Regions from separate parts of the Homo sapiens genome. Here regions 2, 3, 4 and 5 are each linked to region 1. Evidence: chromatin contacts called from ENCODE Hi-C or POLR2A ChIA-PET data. All regions are on one chromosome and are shown on one strand. Each heading gives the region's core, a stretch centred on a gene start or an enhancer-like site at or near the end of the contact. The rest is flanking DNA. Distances are from core to core; before and after follow the strand shown. Region 1 has its middle 23 kb from the start of ZNF80. Region 2 overlaps ZBTB20 (zinc finger and BTB domain containing 20). Region 3 holds the start of SPICE1-CFAP44 (SPICE1-CFAP44 readthrough (NMD candidate)). Region 4 has its middle 19 kb from the start of ZBTB20. Region 5 holds the start of ZBTB20-AS4 (ZBTB20 antisense RNA 4).

Region 1 (2,700 bases), core at 81-2,580:
CAACTGGCAAGCTGGAATGATGTTGGCACCACACGACAACAGCAGGGAGTCACAGCCTTTTCATAAATGCATGGAGAAATGAGGCATCAGCAGGTACAGGTTACAGTGACTCAGGTGGGGCACAGGAATTTCATGATTTTAAAAAAGGATTCCAGATTCTTCTGTTCTCCTTGCCAAAGGCTAGTCAATTTTCCCAGTTGCTTCTCTATTGCCCCCATCTTATTCAAAACTGCACAAATTCAAATGACCCCACTTCATCTAGACAAAAACGTAAAAAGAAAAGACAGTCAATCAAGATTCTGCTTGATTAACATCTTGGGAGAAGGCTAACATGAGTCTTCAGGGATGAAAATAAATGGCTCTGAGCCTGGGCTGTGGTCATAAACCTGACCTTGTCACTGCCTAAGCGAGGAAAGCAATGGAGGAAATTAGAGCTCTCGTTCCAGTGTGATTACAATTGTACCCTTAACAGGACATGACAATGTTTTTTGGCATTCAATTATGTTTTGCTATGCGTGCATGCATACACTCACACACTCACACACGCAGAGCTAGAATTGAAATCATCTCAAGTGAGAATTCTTGTGATGCATTTAAGGGGCCTGCATTTGACAAGTTGCTACCTAGTTATGGACTAAAATCTCACCAGGCACCCCCATAGCTTATCGCCTGTCATTTCAAAACAAAGACATCCTGCTTCCCCTTTCTGTGTCACACCTCATCGACTCATTCTCAGCAGACTCTTACTTTCATTACAAGCTCGGTGCCACCTCCCGGACTTTCATCAGATGAAAACTTGAAAGAAAAAAAAAACCCATTCCATGTTTTGACTTGGACTCTAGGTGTTGTTATTCTCTCAGTCCAGCTTGAGAAAAAAAAAAAAAAAAAGCCCACCCCACGAGGGGGCAGGCCTGCTTTCCTGTCTCCTGCCACCACACAGTCTCTGAAGTGTGTGAAGAAGAGAGGAAGAGACAATTAACACTCAGCACCAATCTGCATTTCCTTTTTAGCTGCCATTTACACGCTGCTCAGGTTTTGAAAACCAGCATTTCATGCTACTCCCTAGAGAGCCAGCACCAGCTTCAGCAGGATCCATCTGCACAGCACTCACATTGCTGAAATCTTCAGCCAACCCAGAATTCATTTATTTATTTTTTGAAAAAAAATGAGAGAGAGGAAGTGAGAGAGTACGAGTGAGAGAGCAAGCAAGCGGGTGAAAATAATAGATTAGAATCTGGTAATATTTAATGCGCACGCTTGACCAATCCCTGCGCTGGTCCAGGCAGGGGTGAGTCAGTGGAGTTTTTCTTTGATCATCTTCTAGATTAGTGTGAGCAGCGAGCGAATGAGCAAGAGCGTGTGACAACAGAGGATGACAGGCTGTGAGGTTCGAAGCAGGAAGGACACACTCCATAAGTCTCGGCACTGCTCATCAGCCCATGTGTCAGCACGCTCTTGCTGATGGGAGCAGCGGGGAGAAACGCCATACTGGGAAGTCACTGCTGGTGTGGGACAAGTTACAAGATGCTTCTGGGGGAGGAAAATGTGTATCATCAACTCCTCAGGTCTGGCCAACTTGCTTTATTTCCTTTAGCCCCCAAAGGGTGGAGCATTGAAGCATAATAGCTTCAATAAGCTTTGTTATTTTAACATTATTATTTTTTAAACTGAATTCACCACCACAGGAGGTCACAGAGTCAATGGTCACAGCTGGCTTTTAAAAAAGGGTTGAGTCACTTTGTGATTGATAAAACAGACTCAGCCTGAGATGAGGGCAATCAGGTTTCCTGCTTGAAGGCATCAGTTGATCACTACAGGGGTCGGAAAGAAGTGTTTTTCTTACGCAAGTTCTGGCATAATAGTCTAGGTGAATGCAAAAAAAAAAAAAGTTAGTCTTTTGATTTGTTTGTTTTTGTTTCTAAGAGAGAGCAGAGCTAAAAAGCCCATCCTTACCTCAGTAGACCAATGAGTGGTCTGATTCCATCTGGCTCTGCTGCTCAGATGGCAGTTGTGATGATAGTCATGCTACAGACACATTTACCAACTAAGCAGTGCAGACAGTACTCTGCATTGGCCCAGATTTACCTAGGAACAAGCACAGGTGTGCTCAGATAAGGAAAATACCTTAGGTCAGGAGGTGGGGTGAGCACATGGTTGTTAAAATAGAATTTAGTGAGTTAAAAAAAAAACCAGCAAACCAACACAAGACTCATAAGTACCCTATAGTATCTGCGGATGCCGTTACACGTCAAGTTAAACCACATCTTCTCAGGATACAGGGGTGTTTTGCAGCTCTCACATTAACACAGATGTGTAACGTGGGTTTCTCAGCCTATCAGAGATGGGGCAAGATAGGGTTATAATAAACAGCTTTTGTTTTTTTTGGCTCTGCCCTTACTAGGGGAGACTTCCAACCTTACCAATTCTCAAATAGTTCTTGGAGTCCCTGGTGAGAAGGATGCCCCTCTTCCACCATTCTGACTTAATGACACTGGAGCCACACTGCATGGGTTCAAATCCCAAACTCATTCCTCCACTCAAAATGTATTTAAGGGAGTGCCCACTGTGAACTTGACATTATTCTAGATGCTGAGGAAAGAGCCATTCCACATTTTCCTGTAATTTTGGTTCTAGTGAAGGTGTAGAAATGCAAATAAATAAACAAGTAAATGTATAATATTTCAGATAGAATATTATAGA
Region 2 (2,722 bases), core at 172-2,671, 600 kb after region 1:
CCTCATTTTGGTAATCTGTCATCTTCTCTCCTTTTTCCTTGATCAGTCTAGCAAAAGAAAAACTAAGTTTTGGTTGATCTTTTCAAAAAACTAAGTTTTGGTTTCATTAATTTTCTCTATTATTTTCATTATCTATTTCATTGATTTCTGTTCTTATCTTTGTTATATCCTTCCTTCTGTTCAAACAGAATTTAGTTTTATGTTTATATCATGTCTATACTTACCTAAATAATGACGTGATGAGGTCCTTTTGTTTAGGTGAATTTTAGATACATTTTTATCATTTCATTTCCACTTAAAGGATTTCCTTCAGTATTTCTGGTAAGGCAGGTCTACTAGCAACAAATTGTCTCAGTCTTTGTTTATTTGGGATATCTTTATTTTATATTTATTTTTGAAGAACAATTTTGCTAAATATAAAATTCCTAAATGACATTTTCCCTTTTTTTCCTTCAGCACACTGAATACGTCATCCCTCTACCTCCTGGCTTTGTTTCTAATGAGAAGTAAGCTGTTAATCGTAGTGTTGTTTTCCTGTATGTAACAGTCTTTTTTTTCTTGTTACTGTCAAAATTTTCTCTTTTTCATTCAAAAGTTTGACTATAATGTGTCTATGTACAGATTTTTTTTGTGTTTATCCAACATGGAGTTTTTGTGCTTCTCAAATGTGTAGATTAATGTTATTCATCACATTTGGGAAGTTTTTGGCTATTATTTCTTCAAATATTTTTGAGCCCTTTCTTTCTTTCCTCCTCTTCTCTACCATTACACATATGTTAGTATGCTTGATGGTCTCTCACAGGTCTCCGAAGCTCTGCTCATTTTTTCATTGTTCTTTTCTCTTCAAATTAGACCATTTCTATTAATTGATCTTCAATCTCATTGTGTCTTTATTCTGCCATCTTAAATATTCTGTTGAGATTCTCTTGCAATTTTTTAATTTCCATTATAATATTTTTTAACTCCAGAATTTTTGTTCCTTTTAAAATAACACTTATGTTTATATTGATACTCTCTATTTAAAGGGTAATTATAGTAATACTTTAATTATTTAACATGATTTCCTATTATTTTGAACATATTTATAATAGTGCTTTCAACTCTTTGTTTGCTAAGTTTAACATCTGCTATCTCCACTTCAACCCAAATATAATTTCTTTTTTTTTCTTCAGACACTTTCTTTTAACCACTTCTTAAATTGGGTATGAGTCACACTCCTGTTTATTACATGTCTCATTTTTTTCTTGAAAATTGACATTTTATATAGCATATTACAGCAACTCTGGCTTCTGACTTTTCCCTGTTGAGGGTTGTTGCTGTTATTGCTGTGTTTGTTTATTTAGGACTTGCCTAACATAACTCTGTGCAGCCTCTCTTCCCCATGCTGTGCCGCTGCTGATGTTTCTGCTCAGTTTGTGTAATTTCCATTTTCGTTTTTGAGCTGGGACTTTCCCCTGTGTTAACACAGTTTAGTGGTCAGCCAACGATCAGTCACAGGTTGTACTTAAACACCTAGGGCCACTATGCTAACGCCTCTAATTGATATATACGTGTGTGTGGGTTGTAGAATGCACTCAAAGTTCAGGCAGTTTACAAGTGTTTTTTTGATTTTTACTTTCCATTTGTTCTCTCTTATCTTCTCTCTGTGTGTCCAAAGCCTTAGGTCTTCCCCAGAGTATGTGTGCAGCCTTTCAGACCTCTAGGAATATGTGGTAGCTTACCAAAGTTCACTATGATAGTATCCTTTTCCAATTCTCCCTGCTAAATTTCTGGCCAATCTGCCAGTTCTTTTCTACTCTGAATTGTAACTTCAGGCTACATATGATGTTTATTCTCCCTGCTTGTTTGCCCCTGAGATTGTCACTGTTTTGACCACACCTAAGGGCATGGGGTTTTTCTATGTTCTGCTCCATCAAATTATCGAATCACCCCCTTTCAGCAGTGAAGTTGTGGGTTTTCATGACTTGTCCTGCCCTGGCAGAACTACTGATACAATGGAACTGTGGGGACGGATAATAGGAGGAAGCACTCCCGGCTAAAACACTGTGGGCTCCTAACTGTGCTAGTTGTCCCAACATAACTTTTAATTTGGCCACTTTCACTCCCAAAAGTATCCAGCTTCTGTGATATGATTTATGACCTTTTAATCTATAGTGGGCATAAACGACTTATGCCATATGCCATTTCTTCAGCGAATGACCACTGCCTAATTCTTTTCTTAGTAATGCAGGAATCAGGGGCCTAGCTGCAGGTATCCATGCATGTGGGGTGGCGGGGGGGAAGTCTAACTGCCATTGAATGAACGTTTTCATAATGGTTACATGTGTATAGAAAATCTTCAACTGCCCCTCCTACTACATCTCTAGAAAGTTTAAAGGTTTGGGGGGGATTAAGAATTTCTAGGGAAGTGTATGGGATATAGGGATAAGGTTACCAAAATTCTCCCATGGGAGATAAATAGTTTTGCCTCACTCTATAGAGTTTGGAGAAACCACTCAGCGAGAAGGACTAGAATTACTTTGGTTAATAATGAGTTGCTATGAACTTTGGAGCTGGACTAACCTATTCTAAGCAATTGTAAAGAATATGTCATTTAGACTTAATCTTATACAAAACAATAATAGCTCAGAGATCTAAGCAGGTCCAAATACTTACTTGGATCAGGTTAGTATTTGCCAGCTTATTTTCTCACAGATTCCTGGGCTCACTCAGGTTATACTTC
Region 3 (2,700 bases), core at 91-2,590, 700 kb before region 1:
TGTAACTAATATTTTGAAGCACCATCTAAAAGCGAGGCACCAGATATAACAAGAAAGTAGAATAGTCTATGCCCTTGCAGAGTTAAGAGTTTCTAAGAGGACCGCAATTAAACAAGTATTTACAACAAAAGGGCAGCATGGGAAGTAAATTCTGTGTGCCATGAAAGTACCTAACTAACTCTATGCAGTAAGTAAAAGCTTCTCCTCTCTGTAATACCCCCAAAAATGTTTGCACTGAGAGCTAAAATACGAATAAAAGTTAGAAGCAGGGGAAAGAATATTCCAGGCAAGGGAAAATGCATTTACGAAGAGTTTGAGAAGTTCAGTTCAATTAACAAAGATCTGAGAGGGTGAGAGGTTAAAGGAAGAAAGGCAGACAGCAGATTGTAGTCTTGTGAGCCACAGCAATCTGAACACCTAAGACCATAGGAAACCACTGAAGAATTTTAAAAGGGATAGTTATGACTGGACTTAGTAAATCCACTCTGACTGGTGTGGAAAACTGATCAAAGAGAAACAAGAACTCTTTCCAAACACTGTTGAATCAATCCTACCTAAATACATGGATAGAGAATAGATCTGAACCCTTTACCTACTTCCTCTAGATTCGGATGGCTCCCCACTGTCAAAAGCAATCCAACTCAGCTTGGCATTCAGACCCTCTCCCCCATATGGCCCGGCTGACTTTTCTTTCCAGTGTTCTCTCACATCTCCCGCAAATCCTAAAACCAAGCTCTCGCCTCACACACAGTTGCAACCATTCTTTTCCCTCTGCTTGGAACACTCATTAGGCTCACTCTCTTCTCTACTGGGTTAACTTCCACGGACTCCTCAAAACTCACAGGAGGAGCCTTCTGAGAAGCCCCTCTGACATCCATCGATTTAAATGACGCTCCCGGTCCCAAAGCACCCTGGATAGTTTGCCTCTCTCCTGCTACACGGTGAACTCCCCCAACGCTACAATCGAGCACCCCCAATTACCAGCTCTGTGCAAAAGCTCCCGAAAGCGGTGCGCACGCGCATACTCGAGGTGCTCTGGCGCCACGCACAAACATACCCAGACACGCACCCTGACACGTACTTGCACTCTCAAAACACAGAGCCGCGGCTGCGCTTCCTGAAGTAAGGATTCCCCAACCGGGCGCCTGGATCCCAGGCAACAGACAGATGCCACCACCGTTCTCCCCACCCTTTTGGTAGCCCTGGTCCCTAAGGCTCGTTGGGACTGCGAGCTGCAAGCCTCAGATCCATCATCTCAACCTGCCTTGCAGTCGGTCCCGACTGCCGCCGCCACCGCAGCTAAAACTTCAGGCGCCGGAACCGCGGAGCGCGCCACAGGTTAACCCAGCCAGCGGCTTCCGGGCTGTTGCCTGGGTTACCAGAGCTCCGCCCCACGCCCTTGCGTATATCCGGCGAGCCCAGTGCGCAGGCGCCTCCCAAAGCCTATCTCGGGTCCTGAGTCTAAGGGAGAGAGGTTCCTCTGCAAGGTTCAGGGCAAATTATTAAAGAATAGGTATATAGCAGGCCGGGCGCGGTGGCTGACGCCTGTAATCCCAGCACTTTGGGAGGCCGAGGCAGGCGGATCACGAGGTCAGGAGATCGAGACCATCCTGGCTAACACGGTGAAACCCCGTCTCTACTAAAAATACAAAAAATTACCCGGGCCAGGTGGCGGGCGCCTGTAGTCCCAGCTACTCGGGAGGCTGAGGCAGGAGAATGGCGTGAACCTGGGAGGTGGAGGTTGCAGTGAGCCGACATGGCGCCACTGCAGTCCGGCCTGGGCGAAAGAGCGAGACTCCGTCTCAAAAAAAAAAAAAAAAAAAAAAGAATAGGCATATAGCATTAGCCGGTGCCTCGAGAATTCTCCAAAAGAAAGATGTTGCTCTCCTCACCAGACTTCACATATCACTTAATTTGCTTTCATCTCTATTCATTTGTTTACAAATCTTTAGTAGTGGAATCCCAGCACTTTTGGAGACAGAAGCAGAAGGATTGCTTAAGCTCAGGAGTTTGAGACAAGCATGGGCAAGATGGCGAAACCCCGTCTCTACGAAAAATTAAAAAATTAGCTGGGCGTGGGAACACGCCTGTAGTTCCAGCTACTCAGGAAGCTGAGGTGCGAGGATCGCTTGAGCCAAGGAGGGCAAAGCTGTAGTGAGCCACAGTCATACCACTTCACTCCAGCCTGGACGACAAAGCAAGACCTTGTCTCAAAAAAAAAAAAAAAAGTTGTTTATTACAACCTACAAATGTGCGGGAGAGCTAGGTTCTATGGGGCTAAAAACAGGCAAGGTGGGAAACTTACAGCATATTAACAGACAGTTATCAATGACAAAAACATTAAAATTATGACGAGTGCTAAGAAGGAAGCACTCTAACCAAATACTTAGCTTATTATTATAGTAATATTTGAATTACTCAGGAAAGCTCAGACATGAATAGGCCAGTGGGGAAGGGGAAAGCATTCCTGCAGAGGGAGCTGCATGTGCAAAGATGTGGAAAATGCAAGGGACAGGAAGAGGTCCAGTGTGTCTGAAGTTTAGAGAACAGTGGGAACTTGCTGTGAAGGGGAGGCGCCCTGATAGGCTGGATCCACGACAGTCAGAGCTGCGTGGACCACGTTAAGAACTTTACAAAGCACTTGATTCAAAAACAGAGTTTATTTGCTCTGGTAAGACAATTTCCTCTAGCCCCTTGCTT
Region 4 (2,700 bases), core at 179-2,678, 950 kb after region 1:
TCACCACTGAGTGGGTCTTTACACAAAGATATGTCTCAGGGTAGAGATTAATATAAGCTGACTTTTGGCCACTTCCTGCCTCACAGTAATTAGACAGGAAGCTTCCTAGCAAAGAGACAGAGTTAAGAAATACAGTTTCTTACCACTCCAGGAAAGGTACATATTAATTCCCTTTGCTTCTGCATCCACTGGTAGAAGCCATATTTGCCAACAGCTTTGCACTTCCATAGTATGGTTATTCTAAGCACCTAGGTGGAAACCAAGTTCTCTTACTGGACAGAACTCTTGTATTGGGCTACCTCATAAGTTGATAGCCACAGTAGAAGGTTGCTGTTGGATCAGATGCTGATTCCTGACTCAGTCAATGGTATGAAGGAGTGTGATTCTGTGGTTCACAGCAAGGAGAAGCTGTGGCAGTGTGGTAATTTGCATTAATGGAGTTATTTACTCATTCTGTATCTGTGCCATTTGCCATGGGACTTTGCATTCCTCCTGCTGAAGAGGCAGAATATATTTTCTCATTATTTGATTAAATTTTGTGCTTGGTCACGTGACTTATTTTGGCCAAAAGAATGACACATGCCAGAGTCTCAGTGAAGAGGACTTGTGTGTTTCTTCTTATCTTTGTGCATTTCTGCCATTGCCAAAGGAAAAACAGGCCTGTACCAGCTTTCTGGGCCAGAAAAGAATGAGAGACGTATAGGGTATACATAAGTGTTTCAGCTGGATCACCCCTATGGGCCCACCCTAGATCAGCTAACCTCTAGTGAACCAACTGATGTATGGGCTCAATAAATACCACTGAGATTTAGGGGTCCTTTGTCACATAGCAAGAGTTAACTGACATAGGCAGATTTGCTCAAAATGAGTCTGTAGATTTGTTAGCTTTAACCAGAATGGGGATGTGGCCATAACAAGCCCTCAAGCTGCCAGACTTCACTCCAGCAAACAGGTGACTTCCTTAAAGCCCAAGACAGACTGTAAACAACCCACAAGACTCATCAAACCAAAACCTCTGATGAAGATGGTATCTTCTTACGTAAGTACACATACAAAAATTTCAATCCCTGTTGCTCTAGACTCTGAGTTTAGCTGATAAATCCAATGAAATAGAAAACCAGGGGTTAAAACCACAAGGAAAGGAGCCCAAGCATCTATTAGAAGGGCAAGTCTATTTACTGGTAGCCGAGACCTTCTAATGTGTTTCCATGATATCAGGCAGCACTCATGGAAAGCTGTGGAAAATGTAGGACAACATGTCTATTTGACAGAATCAGGAAATACACACAGAGTATAAGGTATGACCTAGGTCAAAACCCAGAATCCAAGATCAGGACTCCTTTTGGGGAAGAATCTTGGCCTTATGAGGTTGGTTGGAAATGTCAGTGTAGCTGTTATAGTTTCCTGGAGTAGGTTTAGACTACACAGAGACTTTCATTCTTTCACAGGAAATGAACGGTCACCACGAAGATGCTTAGGGCATTTGTAAGGATGACAGCCACTTTTGTGATTTGCCTATCACAAGCTGTTCAATTTTGGCTTAATTTTATGTAAATAGCACTTTCTCTCGGCACTCTATGGATCACATGTTTGCAAGGAAAAGAGAGGAGTACACATAAAGCTCCTTGAGATATAGAATGAGATTTTCCCAGACATAAAGTATAGCTCAGACCTACAAAAGTGTATAATACCTAGTGGTATAAAGAACACTGTACAACATTTTTTCTCTGTCCTCCATGTGTTTACCCTGTGGTTGAAGAGTTAAATTCTCATATAAAAACAATTATATAAGTATGGGAAAAATATTGACCTACTGAGGAACTTTATAGCAAAGTCTTATTCTATTAAGAATTTTAAGATAATATTTAGCGTAATGGAAATAAGGTTCTTACAACAGAGTTTATTTTTTTCCTCCTTGTACATTGGTAAACAAATATACCAGACAGAGTAAGCAATGTTATAGTCTGGGACAAATTATATTATTGATTCTTTAAAAGACTTTTAATTTATGAGAAGGTTATGGCAGTCTAATCAAATAAATGGAAATTCATGTAGGTATGAGTCAAATAATCAAACATTATTATTCTTACTCTATTATACTTTTATGACCATAAATGCAATTTTATTTCAAAATATTAAACTTGTGATAGTATAGGAAGGACTTCATCCTTAAGATGTTGGAGCTGAAAATTTTAGGCCTTAAGAACTAATCCTGATATTTATGAAATGGATAAGTTTTCTTGGTTTTTATACTGATAATATATGTGGTATAATGTACAACTACAGAAGTGCCCCTACTTGAGACATATAAATAACAACAAATACTACTATAATAACCACCTTGAAATGAGTTTTTAATTGCTTTGATGACTATAGTAGCAATTCCCAAAATATGCTAGCTCTGTTTACTTTCAATTTTATTCGGCATATGGGCGTAGGAAAGCATTAGCATTTTCCAATTCCAAGGATGAATGTGTTTAATGTTAAAATAACTCAGAACAGTTTTATGTTTTTCATCATGAAGTTCAAGTAAGAAATATAAATACAGAAACTTGGGTCTGCTGCTATTCTGCCTATAAATTTGGTCAATCTGGTGAGGACGTGACCATAGAGAGCTTATGGATCAACTATTTGGGCTTCCTTTTACTACCAACTAAAACACATGATGCAAAATTATTTCCATCAATAGGACAACTATTT
Region 5 (2,700 bases), core at 61-2,560, 890 kb after region 1:
TCAACAATGTCTGCTAGTTTGAAATGTAACTTTTCCCACTATAAAAAAGAAAAAAAGAAATAAAGGAAAAGAAAGCACCACAAAACTGAATTTGAAATAAAAATTATATTATTTATGCTCCCCAAAATGTTAAATGAATACTTACAGTTGTTGTGCAAGATGGCCTGATACACTTCATAGCTTCCACTTTGTAAAAAGATGGCCAGCCCCTCACTCCACCCTCCCCAAGCATAAATAAACAGTAACATACTAAAAGGAAACTGTCCTAGGATAAAAACTGCTTGTTAAGAAAGTTCGCATTCTTACTAACCAAAGTGATATTCCTATAAATGTAAAAGCCCATCTGCAAAATAAAAGTTAGAAAACAGAATACCTTATTTGTTTAAAAATACATCCCCCAGATGCAATGTTTCTATGTGTGTGATGACAAAAATAATTACTCCATTCTTACCCACCCTCAGCAACTACCCCTCACCTTATGTCCAATGGCATTAAATAAACATGCTGGCAAAAAGTATTCAACCTGCTTCAAGGATTTAAACTGTAAATATGGACTTTAAACTTCAACATAAAACAAAGAACAAGAGTCTCACTTTAGTAATACCCACACTGGCACTGCAGCTAAAACTCATTGGCAAATAACTAACAAAACCGAGTTAGCAATAAATAAGGACAACATGATATATAGACAGACAGATGGAATTGCATAAACAGACAAGAAAAGCAAAGAGACAAACATACGGAAGGGTCTGTTTTAAAAGAGTGAAAGATTCTGATTTATTTGGTACTTTAGTGAGAAAAATAGATTTGTTTGTAATTATTTTTAAAGTAACAAAACTGAATCACAAGGGCACACCCCTAAGTAAGTAGGAAGAAAATTAGTAAAGGGTAGGCCTCCTACAGATGTTCTAAATTTTAAGCTAGCACTAGCTCTGTCAAACTTAAATCTGGAAATTAAAATTCAAGCAGGAAAGAATAAAGGCATTGGGGGCTAAAGGAGATGACAGAGGGGGCATTGAGGAAGCAGGATTTTTTTTTTTTTAAGAAAGTTGTCTGCCCTACCTTCTTCCCCAGCGCTGAGTTTCTCTTCTTATAATCGGTGTCTCCCTGGAAGTACAGTGTGAGTGGTAATGACTGCCTGCCTCCCTAATGAGTCCATTTTCCTGCTCTTGATGTTGTGTATATACACACACTGCAACCTACCTTACAAACCACAGAGACGGGAAGAGAGAGAGAGAGCAAGAGAGAGGAGGGAGGGGGGAAGAGAGGGAGAGAGAGACAGAGACAGAGCAAGCGAGTAAGAGAGAGAGAAGAGGAGAGAGAGAGAGAGAGAAAGAAAAACAGAAAGAAACAGAGAGAAAGGCACAGACAAAGCCCTCCTACCAGACAGCAGACAGCTCTCCTTCCCCTATCCAGCAAAATGCAACTCGTCTAATGCAGCAACAGGTTCAGTATTGCCAGACTAACAGAGTGAAAAAGGTATATTCTCTATATCATTATTGCTTGCAAATAAACAGTTTAAGAGCAGCTGGCTCCACCTTCTTTATTTATGCTCCATTATGAGGAATGTATTGTTTCAGTTCTGGCAGTACATGTAATTATCATAAATACATTTTTTGCATATAAGCAGGAAATAGTGAAATGCATAGCTTATTTGTGCAATCTTTTAAATTTATTTTTAATGTGAGAAGAATGTGAACAAATCAGCTCTGACAAAAGCCTAGTAATGATTTTAAAGTCAGAGCAGTCTTAAAGGAGGCTCTGTAAGAAACAGACTCCATACAATAGGAAAACTGATCTCAGACAAAACTGATAACTGCAAAGAAGAAATCATTGCTCAGTTAATAAATCGAGACCATATACAAAATTGCAGACTTACAAAATTACAGACCAAAACAGAATTAAGCTTAATTAAGTAACTAATAGGCTAGGAACCTAGAAGAAGGGAGATTGGCTTCTCATTTAAAGCATCTAGCTGTACAAACATCACAATGCAATGTACTCTGTGTGAACAGGTGCAATGCGTATAGTACATAGTGGTACAACAACAGAAATAAATCCCATAAGAAGCTACCATCACAATCAGGATGATATTTCATAGAATATGGGACTGAAACTACAGCAGTTACCCTTAATCTTTTATTAGGAGGGAAAAATAAAAATAATCAATGCTTCTAAATAAACTTGCCTTAAAAGAGAAAAAAAACAGTTTTTCTTTGTCTGATACTTCTAACCAGATTTTTTCTATATTCTAGTTCCAAAATTATGATGTTATTATACTCCTCACCCCATCACATGCTTCCCACCCACTTTCCCCACTCCTAGGTGCCCTTTCTCCTGTAAGTGATATATTTGCAGCTATAGAATTACAAACATCAGAAAACAGAAATAGTTTTAAGCCACTCTCCTCGTCCCCGAATTTTTAAAAACTAGACTCTGCTTGACGAGTCATATCTCCTTCTAGCACTATTATCTATCTAGACACCCACCTTCCTTAATATATTTCTATACAGTTTGGCTATGTGTCATTTAGATGGGACTTAAGAACATTATAATAGAGGTAAAATTTTCTAAAAAATATTTACACACAAATAAAAAATATAAGTGCATTTGACTTATTCAAACCCTGCGTTTGGGCAACAATAATCCTAAGTATATGAATTGTAAAAATCATCCTTTTTATGTGGTTTTGTGTATTAA

Evidence for each region. Hi-C counts contacts between places; a loop is a spot of excess contacts on that map. ChIA-PET counts read pairs that join two places held with the same protein, here RNA polymerase II (POLR2A). Pooled maps may share reads with other maps.
Region 2: a map of natural killer cell shows a loop between it and region 1 (3-fold over the local background). The contact joins two enhancer-like sites. A Hi-C loop is called at or near these places in 1 of 168 maps with a recorded cell type or tissue (natural killer cell), 1 of 37 single-sample maps with no recorded cell type and 2 of 50 pooled maps.
Region 3: a loop to region 1 is called in a pooled map, with 6 times the contacts of the local background. The contact joins the promoter of SPICE1-CFAP44 here to the enhancer-like site in region 1. A Hi-C loop is called at or near these places in 8 of 50 pooled maps. POLR2A ChIA-PET finds 5 or more read pairs at or near these places in 4 of 52 experiments (CD4-positive, alpha-beta T cell, OCI-LY7, activated CD8-positive, alpha-beta T cell and 1 more).
Region 4: a pooled map shows a loop between it and region 1 (5-fold over the local background). The contact joins two enhancer-like sites. A Hi-C loop is called at or near these places in 1 of 37 single-sample maps with no recorded cell type and 5 of 50 pooled maps. POLR2A ChIA-PET finds 5 or more read pairs at or near these places in 4 of 52 experiments (CD4-positive, alpha-beta T cell, CD4-positive, alpha-beta memory T cell, T-cell and 1 more).
Region 5: a loop to region 1 is called in a pooled map, with 3 times the contacts of the local background. The contact joins the promoter of ZBTB20-AS4 here to the enhancer-like site in region 1. A Hi-C loop is called at or near these places in 3 of 50 pooled maps. POLR2A ChIA-PET finds 5 or more read pairs at or near these places in 2 of 52 experiments (B cell and GM12878).

The regions. Positions count from the first base shown.
Region 1 is chr3:114,212,986-114,215,685 of GRCh38, forward strand. No RefSeq gene overlaps it. Among named protein-coding and RNA genes, the nearest start is that of ZNF80, 23 kb to the right of the region's middle. RefSeq lists an enhancer at 751-1,424. Within about 2 kb of position 1,331, at least 12 of the 41 ENCODE cell types and tissues checked have a DNase peak (open chromatin) inside an H3K27ac peak, as active enhancers do; they include B cell, CD4-positive, alpha-beta T cell, GM12878 and 2 more, where a contact is called at or near this core.
Region 2 is chr3:114,808,535-114,811,256 of GRCh38, forward strand. The region is part of intron 4 of ZBTB20 (zinc finger and BTB domain containing 20); the gene reads right to left. Among named protein-coding and RNA genes, the nearest start is that of ZBTB20-AS3, 63 kb to the right of the region's middle. RefSeq lists an enhancer at 1,357-1,536. Within about 2 kb of position 1,422, at least 3 of the 41 ENCODE cell types and tissues checked have a DNase peak (open chromatin) inside an H3K27ac peak, as active enhancers do; they include natural killer cell, where a contact is called at or near this core.
Region 3 is chr3:113,513,816-113,516,515 of GRCh38, forward strand. It overlaps SPICE1-CFAP44 (SPICE1-CFAP44 readthrough (NMD candidate)), which reads right to left and starts at 1,341. Exons shown (of 52, transcript NR_183050.1): 1 at 1,082-1,341. SPICE1 (spindle and centriole associated protein 1) reads right to left here and starts at 1,341. Exons shown (of 18, transcript NM_144718.4): 1 at 1,082-1,341. RefSeq lists enhancers at 1,028-1,147, 1,208-1,257, 1,964-2,013, 2,524-2,573, 2,634-2,683.
Region 4 is chr3:115,164,468-115,167,167 of GRCh38, forward strand. No RefSeq gene overlaps it. Among named protein-coding and RNA genes, the nearest start is that of ZBTB20, 19 kb to the left of the region's middle. Within about 2 kb of position 1,429, at least 3 of the 41 ENCODE cell types and tissues checked have a DNase peak (open chromatin) inside an H3K27ac peak, as active enhancers do; they include CD4-positive, alpha-beta T cell, where a contact is called at or near this core.
Region 5 is chr3:115,099,113-115,101,812 of GRCh38, forward strand. ZBTB20-AS4 (ZBTB20 antisense RNA 4) reads left to right here and starts at 1,311. Exons shown (of 2, transcript NR_046877.1): 1 at 1,311-1,479. The region is part of intron 1 of ZBTB20 (zinc finger and BTB domain containing 20); the gene reads right to left. RefSeq lists an enhancer at 1,402-1,531.